2 separate regions of the Homo sapiens genome follow, and region 1 is linked to region 2. Evidence: chromatin loops called from intact Hi-C (ENCODE). Cell type or tissue: pancreas. All regions are shown on one strand.

Region 1 (5,000 bases), 170 kb after region 2:
TCCCATGTGGGGTGGGACCCTACTCTGTGTGACCTGGAGACCCAGAGAGAGACAAGGACTTCCCTGAGGCCACCTAGCGCGTCCCTAGCACGGGCACTTGCAGCTGAGGCAAGGCCACCTTGGACCAATGCTGTTATCTGCAGCTGAAGACAAGAGGCACAGTGGGACACTTAGGGACCCTGAGGCGGCGGCCTGTGGTCCCAGCCCTGCGTGGAGACGTGGGCCATGCCCAGCCAGGAGATAATCTCAACCAGATTCTGGCCAGTGATTCCTTGCGACATCACAGCCAGGGCCACCTGGTGGAGTCTCAAGACGCAGGAGCTTATGGGGCTGGGGCTGGGGCTGGGGCAGTGGGAGGGGCACAGGGGAAGCCCAGGGCTCAGTAGGGTCCCTTCATAACGTAGAAGGAGTCCACACTGCAAGAAATGTCCAGTCCACTTCCTTGGTGGTCAGTAGCTCACTGGTGGAGTACCTGCTGCATGTCAGGTCCTAGGGGACACCACGGTGACTAAGCAGACCCGGAGTCTGCCCTCATGGAGCTGCCACTCCATGGGTGGAGGAAGCAGACATTGAATGAGGAATGCCACTATGAGAACAGAGAGCGCTGAGCCCTGGGAAGCAGGGGGTGGGAGCTACGTGGTGCATCCAGGGAGACCAGGCAAGCCAGGAATCAGGGGCCTCCCCAGTGAGGTGATGTATAGCTGAGGCCTGAGAGCTCTTGGATGAGGGGGCATGCTGGGGGACACAGCATATGCAAAGGTTCTGAGGTGGGCCAAGTATGGAATGTTCCAGAAATAGAAATAAGTCAGAGTGATGAGGCAGGATCAAGAGCTCATCACCAGCCTCCCCTAGGCTGAGGAGAGGCAGGTGGATTTCAGTTTAAGGGCCATGGGGAGCCACTGAAGGCTTCAGGCAGGGGCTGGGGTGGACATGGTCAGAATGGAGTCCAGTGGGTCACTTTGGCTGCTACACAGGATGGCCTGGAGAGGACTGAGAGACTGCAAGCCCTAAGACCCAAAGATCCAGGCTTCCTAAATCTCCCACTCCAATACTCAGGGTTCTAGGAGCCAGCAGACCTACTGGGCCAATCCCAGGCACCCTCATGGCCCCCAGGCTGCCTGCCCCAACCAGGACCTCCTAAGGAACATTCCAAGCTGCGATTATCTCGGTGCCTAACACTAATTAGCTCGACTGCACTTTAGACCCTCCCAGCTCTGCTCTGGGAGGGCCCCCTGGAGAGGCAGCTGCCAGGTTCACATCCCCAGGGAGGCCTGGAGGGGCAAGAAGTGAGAGGCCCCGGAGGATTCCCAGGAGCACTCAGACCTGCAGCTGGAGCTCAGAGGTGTGGGAGATGTCCTGATGGGGGGGCTCCAGCTCCCTGCACCCCTGTCCCATGGTCAGTGGGTGCATGGACATCCCCACCCCACCCCCCAGTGCCCCCATGCCTCGTCCAGTCCCAGGCACCTGGCCAGAGGCAACCTTGCCCCCACCCCCACCCGAGCTCCACTGCCCCCTTCCTCCTGACTCTGAATCTTTGTCTCTCTCAGCCTGAATCTCTGCTTCTGAATGTCTCCCTCTGTCTCTTTCCTTTCTTGTCTCTCCCTTTCTCTGTATCGCCCTCGTTACCTGTCTCTTTCTCTTTCTCTCTCTCTCTCTCTCTGGTCCCAGCCTCCCAGGGGCGTGGGGTGGGAGTGAGTGTCCCCACAGCCTCCAGGCTGGGGAGTGAAGATGGTGCCTGCACAGACTGCTCCCAACCTGCCGGTTTTTCCAGCTCAGCCCCACCCTGGACCGGGCCACCCCCTCCCCGGGGACCCACCCTCCCTGGGCCAAGTGGGGCTGCTAGAAGGTGAGGCCTGACCAGGAGCCTCCTGGGAAACAGAAGCCAAAACAGGAGCAGAGTGTCTGGGCCCTGCACGCCAGCCCAGCCCCACACTGCAAACACAGCCCCATTTACACACGGGGAAACCAGGCTCAAAGAGTGCTCACCACCGGCTTAGGGGTAGCCACGCTGCTGATCACAGGCAGAATTTGAACCTAGGACTCCGGCAGGGATTCAGAAAATGCCATCATTCTCCCTCCCACCCCCAGCCCCCCAGTTTCCCTCCCCAGGGACCACCCTGGTCTCAGATTCTTGTGTGTTCTTCCAGAATTGTCCACGAATACCCACACTTCTCTTCTTGCATGTATGTTTTAACACAAGTGGTGAAACAATAGGCACCGTTTGCACCTGCTGTTTCATGTAAGGATGTCTTGGAGATCGTGTCTTATCAGAACCTTTTCCCTTATTTGTAATGCCTGCAGGATCCCCCAAGGAGTGGAGCGGACTGGCCTCATGGCACTTAACCGGCCCCACTCATGAACACTGCAGTTGTTTCCAGTCTTGTTTTAATACATAAAATCTCACATTAAACACAGAAAGTGTCCTTGCAACCATCCACCCACCCCATGTCCCCTACATGCATGCAAACGTGCTCACACACATGCACACACGCACTCACATGGTGCTGCTGAACTATAGGATCCAGCAGTCCTAGAAGGTGTCGGTGAATCTTAACCAGAAATAAGTTCAGAACGATGAGGCAGGCTTGTTAACAGTGCAGATTTCTGGGACTGCTCCAAACCACTGGAAGCAGAGGCTTCACTGGAGGAACCCTGGAGAGGAAAGACTCAGAGGAGGAAGCTGTGGCAAAATGGTGAACAGTCAGGCTAAGTGTTCAAGCTGTGCCCCTGGCTTGCAGGACTCCCGGGGGCTGCCCAGGGCTGGGCCCTGCCCCCCATCTCCTCTGCAGCTCCCTTTCACTCTGTTCTTGCAGTGAGGCTTCAGAAACATCCAGGGATTGAATAAAAGGGGATCTATCCAATACAATAAAAGGAATAATGAAGTTGAAAAACCAATAATGGGGAAGCAGAGGCAAAGAGCAACAATAGAACAAGTCCAGGTTTCCACAGACCTTGTTATTACTCAGTAGCAAGACTGGACTCGAACCCCCATCTTCTAACTCTTGGGCCAGAAGTTTTCTACTGAATTCTACCCCACCCTGGTCCAGGCTCCTGTCAGCTACTGGTCCATTTATCTATCCACCCACCCAATTTTCCACCCACCCACCTACCCACCCATCCATCTCTCCTCCATCTCAGTGCTGCTCACATCACCACCCAGCCATCCAACCATCCATCCGTCTACCCATCTCTCTGCTCGTAGACAAAATCACCCACCCTTCACCCTCCATCCAGTAGTCACTGAGCACCTGCTATGTGCCCAGTGCCATTCTAAGAGCTGAGGACACAGCCACCCATACAACAGATGGGTTCCTGTCCAGGGAACTTAGCACCTATGGGAGAGACAGACCACAGATTGTAATCACACATAAACAGAGCCCAAATGGGGGTCCTGCCTGTGGACCACACACAGAGATTGAGGGGAGCTGGTGGGGAGCCCGGAAAGGCCTGCCCTCCCAGTCGGGACACTGTGTGCCTGCCCCCAACCAGTTCCTCCTCCCATTCGCCTGCCCACCACCTCCCCACCTCCAGCTCATCTGAGGTCACTGAGCCCTCCATGGGGCGAGTCCCAAGTAGGCAGGTCCCCTCAGGTATCACCCAACCCACCAGGAATCCCATTAAAACTTAGCAGGTCACTCCAGCCAGGTGTGGTGGCTCATATCTGTAATCCCAGCACTTCGGAAGGTCAAGGCAGGAGGATCGATCACTTGAGCCCAGGAGGTAGAGGCTTCAATGTGCTATGATTGTGCCTCTGCACTCCAGCCTAAGTGACATAGCAAGGCCCTGTGTCAAAAAAAAAGCTTAGCGGTCACTCATCCAAAACCCACACATACTCTGCTACTTATTGAGTGCTTACTGTGTACCAGACCACAGGCTGCATACTTTCCACCAACTGCTTCATTTTGTTCTCTCCTCCCCTTGGCCGACATCACCCACCCTGTAACCCTAGGAGGAAGAAGTCAGGCATATCCCCGCCCTGCTCAGAACCCCACCCACCCCTGCCACACACACACACCACCTCCCAGCTCCCATCCTACTTCTCTCCCCATCACTCACAATGGCACCTCCCCTACTGGCCTCCTTGCGGTCCCTTGAACATAGACAGCATGGTCCCATCTCAGAGCCTTTGCACTTGCCATGCCATTCCCTCTTTCCCCAGAGACCTCATGGCTCCCCCGCCCCACCCCACCCAATAGCACCTTCCCTCAGCCAGGCATTCCCTGACCTCTGTGGTTAAGTGAAACATCCTTCTCTTCCTCACACTCACGCACTCTCTCTCTGATTCTCTCCCTCTTGCATGCACACACACAAACACACACACACTCTCCTCTCCCTCCCCTTCTTTATTTTCCTCCCTAGCACTCATCATCGGACCACCTGTATCCCCCACCCCAATAATGGACCCGCCATGAAGGTGGGGCTTGGGGCCGCCTTATTCTCTTCTGTATCCCCGGGCTTAGCACAGCACCTGGTGTGTGGTGTGTGCTCATCAAAGTCATTCCTGGAGCACATCTTTGAGAGTCTTTTGTGTGCCAGGCTGTGAGTTGCAGACACAGCACAGAACAAGATGGAAACATCGTGGCAAGTAGGATCAGAGGCCCTGGGTCTAGGAACCTTACCCAGCCACTTCCCGGTTGTGGAACCTCAGGAAAATATCGGAGGCCTGAGGGGTAGCTGATCCCACCGGCCAGCTAGACCCTCCCAACATCCTTGTGACATCCACAGTGTGATAATTCTCTGGAAAGTGCTGGGCTCAGTGCGTGTTGCTACCTTATGGTTGATTGTCCATGCTCTTACCGGTTTCACAAGCAAACTCCAATTGACCAAAAATCACCCCAGTGGAACCCCTCAATTAACCAAATTGGGGTTTGGGGGAGGAGGGTTTTTTTTGTTTTTCTTCCCCTTTGCTTCCGTCAGTCCATTTACTAGCTGTTTATTTACCGGGCACCAAGTGTGTGAACATCATGGAGTCCCCGCTTACAGAAAGGTCTCAGAGTCAA
Region 2 (5,000 bases):
ACAGCTCTTTTCAACTCTCCTCCCTAGGTGGGAGAACACTTTTTTTTGAGGGGGCATCAGCACATGCCTTCAAGGAAGGGACCCCCTCCTGAAACTGAGGGGATAAAACAAGTCTCAGGATGGAAGCCCACACACTGAGGATGGTAGAATGCAAACAGAAAGAGAACACAGGTTTTGGAAGATGTCTTTCAGCCATTGTATCAACAATTCTTGAACTACTGGGGCAGACACTGCTCAGTGCCTGCCCAATGCCCTCGCTCCTTTTCTTCCTTGTTGACAGAACCCTGACTTTATTGGGATGGCAATGAGCCAGCAAAACGCACTCACTCCCCTAGACTGCCTTGCAGCCAGGAATGGCCACGTGATCCAGCATGACCAATGATATGAAAGCCAAATTTTCCCAGTGGGGCCCCCAGAAGAGCTTTCTGAAAAGAGACAAACATGGTGGACACACTGCTCTGCCCTTGTCCCCTCTTCCAGCCTGTAATGTGGACATGAGCTGAGGGTGGAATGGTCATGCTGCAATTATGGCCAACCATGAGGACAGAAGCCACATGTTCGAGATGGCTAAGCAAAAACTGGGAAAGTGACCAGGTGCGGCGGCTCATGCCTGTAATCCCAGCACTTTGGGAGGCTGAGACGGGCAGATCACTTGAGGTCAGGAGTTCAAGACCAGCCTCGCCAACATGGCAAAACCACGTCTCTACCAAAAATACAAAACTTAGCCAGGCGTGGTGGCGGGCGCCTGTACTCTCAACTACTCGGGAGGCTGAGGCAGGAGAATTGCTTGAGCACAGGAGGCAGAGGTTGCAGTGAGCCAAGATCACACCATTGCCCTCCAGCCTGGGCGATAGAGTGAGACTCTGTCTCAAAACAATAACAACAACAACAACAAAACTGGGAAAGAACCTGAACCCCTGGTAGCACCCCTGAGTCACCCCATCAGCTCTGGATGCCTCTGGATTTCTTGTAGCAGGGGACAATATAAATAAATGCTGCCAGGGGTCAGGGTCTGTGTTCCTCGAAGCTGAATGCATGCCTGTCAGAGCCGCCATGCCATCTCTGGGTTTTCTGAATGTACAGGAAGACACACTTCCTTAATGATAAAGTCATTTGAGTTGAGTTTCCCTGCCCCTTGCAGTTGCATGTGTCCCAGGGAATACCTGGGTTTTGTAGTGAGCTGACTTCTAACAAACTGAGATATGCCTGATTCTAGACTTGAGTGAAATGGGGAAAAGGGAACACTTTTGCCATTCCTGGAACACCCGCTGGTGAGACAGAGGCCACATGATTTCCTGTGCACGTTTCTGCCACGATCGTTCTAGTCCTTAGCTAAGGACTCAGGGTCTACTTCCACTTTTGATATCTGTGTACTAATCACCTTCAGGTAGGTTTTTCTCCCTGGAGGAAGAAGCCAAGGTTCAAGGAGGAAAATTTACTATCCAAGGCACGCAGCCAAAGCTAGACTGAAACCCAGGTCAGCCTGATGCTGAGACGATCCTTTTTTTCTCCTTTCTGGGTTCCTGTCTCCTCATCGGTAGAATGAAGAGATTATTCAAGATCAAAGTTTTTCAAAAATTTCGTTTCAAAGCAGGCAAAACCCTTTTACAACTGAACCTTTACTTGTCCAACCTATAAAAAAAAGATGAAAGAGAAACATCTCTGAGTAAGGAGGGTCAGGCTGCCTGCAGCTCCACCCCAAGCCCCATGGCCTACAGGCACCTTGCTGGAATCCTGGGATTTGGGGGAACTTTCAGGAAACGCCAGCCTAGATTATCTCAGGGCCTTTCGAAAAGTCTCTGATTTTTCAAATATTGCTAAAATGTTGCACAGAAGACAGGCACGCACATGGCAAAACAAAAACAAAAACAGAAGCCACAAGTTTTCCTTTCAACAGTGCAAACGGACAGGCAAAATATCATCCTTCCTCCCATCTCTGACTTGCCATTTTTACCACGCGAAAGTCAGGAAACCTGAGCATCTACCAGCAAATAGGTAAACACATTCCTCACTCTCTCCTTAAGACACACACAGACACACACACACAGACACACAGAGACACACACACACAGACACACAGACACACACACACAGAGACACACACACAAACACACACACGCACACACAGACACACACACACACACACACACAGACACACACCCACACACACTTTGTAGCATTCTATAATCACTGTTTTTCATCTCATTTTTCTAGGCTAATATTACATCTTGGCTGTTGTTTCAAATCAGTACAGCGATATCTGCTTTATTCACTTCAGTCTCAGCACAGGATTGAAATACTCTTTAATTCATGCAGCTACGAAGGCCCCTAATCTTGGATATTCACATTGTTTGGAGGCTTTTGTTATGTCAAAGGATGCTGCAATGAAGGTCCTTATATAATGCATCTAGGTGTACATGTGTTGATTTAGATCCTTCCTTCCTTCCTTCCTCCCTCCCTCCCCTCCCTCCCTCCCTCCCTCCTTCCTTCCTTCCTTCCTTCCCTCCTTCCTCCCTCTTTCTCTCTCGTTCTTTTTCTTCTTGCTTATTTTCATTTTCAAATTTTTATTCCACGAACATGTACCATTTGTATAATAATTAAAAGGGTATGTTTACAGACCCAGGACTCAAACTTCAGCCAAGTTAGATAAACAGCCCCACGCATAAGCACAATTCAGAAAGAAAAAAATCCAGCCCCTGCTGCTGAGGCCTGTTTGGCCGGGAGGTGGCATCGCTGGAGAATCTCATGCCAAGATCCAGCCCCTGCCTGTTGCGATCATCCTGGAGAGCAGGGCCTGGGTTCCAGTCCTGGCTGAGCCACGAACTTCCTGGGTGACCCAGGTAAATCACTGTGCTAAGTATGGTACCTTCTCTGGGGAGGTTGATGTTATTATTCCCACTTCCCAGATGAAGAATATTAAAGACTGAGAAATGAAGCACTTGCTAATCTCTCCTACATCAATCAAGAAGTCATCCGGCCTAGAAATGCACCCTGAGTCTTCCCTACCTCCCCGGCAAATATCACCTCACCCACGAGGATTGCCAGCTCTGCCCTCACAATAGAGCTTCTCCCTTACCAAATCCTCAGCATGGCCTTCGAGGCCCTCTGTGGTCTGCACCCCCACCTCTCCAGCTTCACCCACGTCCCCATCCCTGCACTGCACTCTTCCCTGGCTCTCTCTGCACCAGAGCGCCAGGCTCATCCCACTGCAGGGCCTTTGCATTCGCTGCGCCCTTTGCTTAGATGCCTTTCCTTCCCAGCAGGCCCAGGACTAGGTTGGGGCAAGTGAGATCCCCAGGGTGAAGCTTTCAGGAGGCTCTCACTCTCAAATGCCAACCTGCGCGTGGCTGAGACTGAGAGCAAGCGCCTCCTTCTATCCTGCATGCGAGGCACCTCCTGAGCCCCTCCCTCATTAGGGCTGGCTTCCTGGATCCGGCTCTTCTCATGACTGGGGTCTTTGCTTAAATGACCCCTCCGCACAGAGAGTTCTCCCTGACTGTCTCAAACGGGCAGCCCTGCTGTTCTCAAACCTACCGCACTGTCTTATTTTCTTCATTGCCCTAATTTCAGAATTTGTGTTTTGTGCCCATCTCTGCCTACTAGATTAAAAGTTCTATGAGGGCAGCGACTGTGTCTGCCTCGTTCTCAGATATTTCCCCACTGCCCAGCACAGGGCCAGCACTCAGGAGACAGTCAATACCTGGAGTGAATGAATGAATGAATGAATGGGCTAGTCAGTGTCAGAGCTAAGGTTTGAACCCAGGTTTGCCTGCCTCCAAAGTCAGTCATCCCGGCCATGACCGAGAAAGGCGAGAGTGGGATCTGATCACGCAGGGGACCTGGGACTATGGCTGGTGTCCCTGCCTGTCCTGCTGGGAACCCTGCATCGCAAGGACAGGTTTTCTGAGGAAGCTTCTAGGAAGGGAGGGGTTTGGCCCCAGTCACCAGGGACTTCTCCGAGCCTCAGGCCTTCGGTGGGGCCAGCTGTGGCCCCCCTTCTCCGTTCTAGTTTTTATTTTTAGCGTCAAGTTTTTGGGCACAGTAGACTCTCCTTAGGAAAAGTCCAACGAGAGGACAAGGGAGGCGGTTTTGAAATCCGGTGGGAAAGTAGGTCAGGCTGGGTTGCTGGCCGGACTCCAGACGATAAGGCCTGTGTGGAAGTTTAATAACGTGAGCGGCCATATCCATGACATAATTCATAACTGAGAGGAAATAGCAATTAAGGGGCAATTGTGCAACGCGAGACAAGCCTCCTTCACAGCTCATAAAAGCAGGAGGAGGAAGAGACGACGCTGTCATTCCGGGGCCGCTGGGGGCCTGGCTGGCGGCCTGTGGGGATCTGGGGATAAGTCAGTCTGTACCTTGGGGGGTTTGCACTCATCTTTCCTCGCCCCCTCAGGACCCAGGGAGCTGGGAGGATGTAGAAGCAGACCGAGCGCCTACTACGTGCCTGGCTCAGGGTCGGGCTGGGGTACGAGTGTAAAAACGCCGGGTGTTTCGCTGCGGCTGGGAGGTTTGGATGCAGCTGCGCTATTTTGGCGTTGCCTTGTCAAAACGGAAAATTGCTTTGATTATCAAGTGAACTGTACCCCAGACACCCGGATCCTTAGTCCATCTCCCCTGCCCCCACCCTTCAGCGACTGTGGACTTTCAATTTCTCTTGTATTCGTTTTTCTGTGTGGTGGTTCCACAAGCACCATTTGCTTTTATCATTAGTTTTTAAAAAGCTACTAAATCCACACTGGCCCCTTCTCTGTTCCTTGAACTGGCCAAGTGTGTGCTGTCGCCGGCCCTTTGCGCTTGCCGTGGCCTCTGCCTGGGGGTTGCTTTGCTTTTCCGCTAGAGATCCATGTGGCTTGGCCCTCACCTCCTTCAGGTCTTCACCCAAACGCCTGCTTCCCTTGGAGCCCCAACTGACCAGTCTTTTTAAAACTGCAAACCCACCTGGCGTTCTGGATCTACTGTTCCTGCTTTATTTTTATCTACAGCACTTACCACCA

What was found. A loop is a pair of places that touch in the nucleus more often than their neighbours do. Peaks named below come from ENCODE experiments on the same cell type or tissue, not always from the same donor. Only the 100,000 strongest peaks of a DNase experiment are listed, where the experiment ranks them.
Region 1: a loop joins it to region 2, with 2.2 times the contacts of the local background. A loop is called at or near these places in 1 of 110 quality-filtered maps.

Annotation. Positions count from the first base shown.
Region 1 is chr20:50,212,944-50,217,943 of GRCh38, reverse strand. No RefSeq gene overlaps it. Among named protein-coding and RNA genes, the nearest start is that of CEBPB-AS1, 23 kb to the right of the region's middle. In pancreas, no CTCF peak of the experiment used is centred here; no DNase peak of the experiment used is centred here.
Region 2 is chr20:50,378,616-50,383,615 of GRCh38, reverse strand. No RefSeq gene overlaps it. Among named protein-coding and RNA genes, the nearest start is that of LINC01271, 60 kb to the right of the region's middle. RefSeq lists a silencer at 4,120-4,548. In pancreas, a CTCF peak has its summit at 2,714 (motif pointing right); a DNase peak (open chromatin) is centred at 4,135; H3K27ac peaks cover 2,393 bases.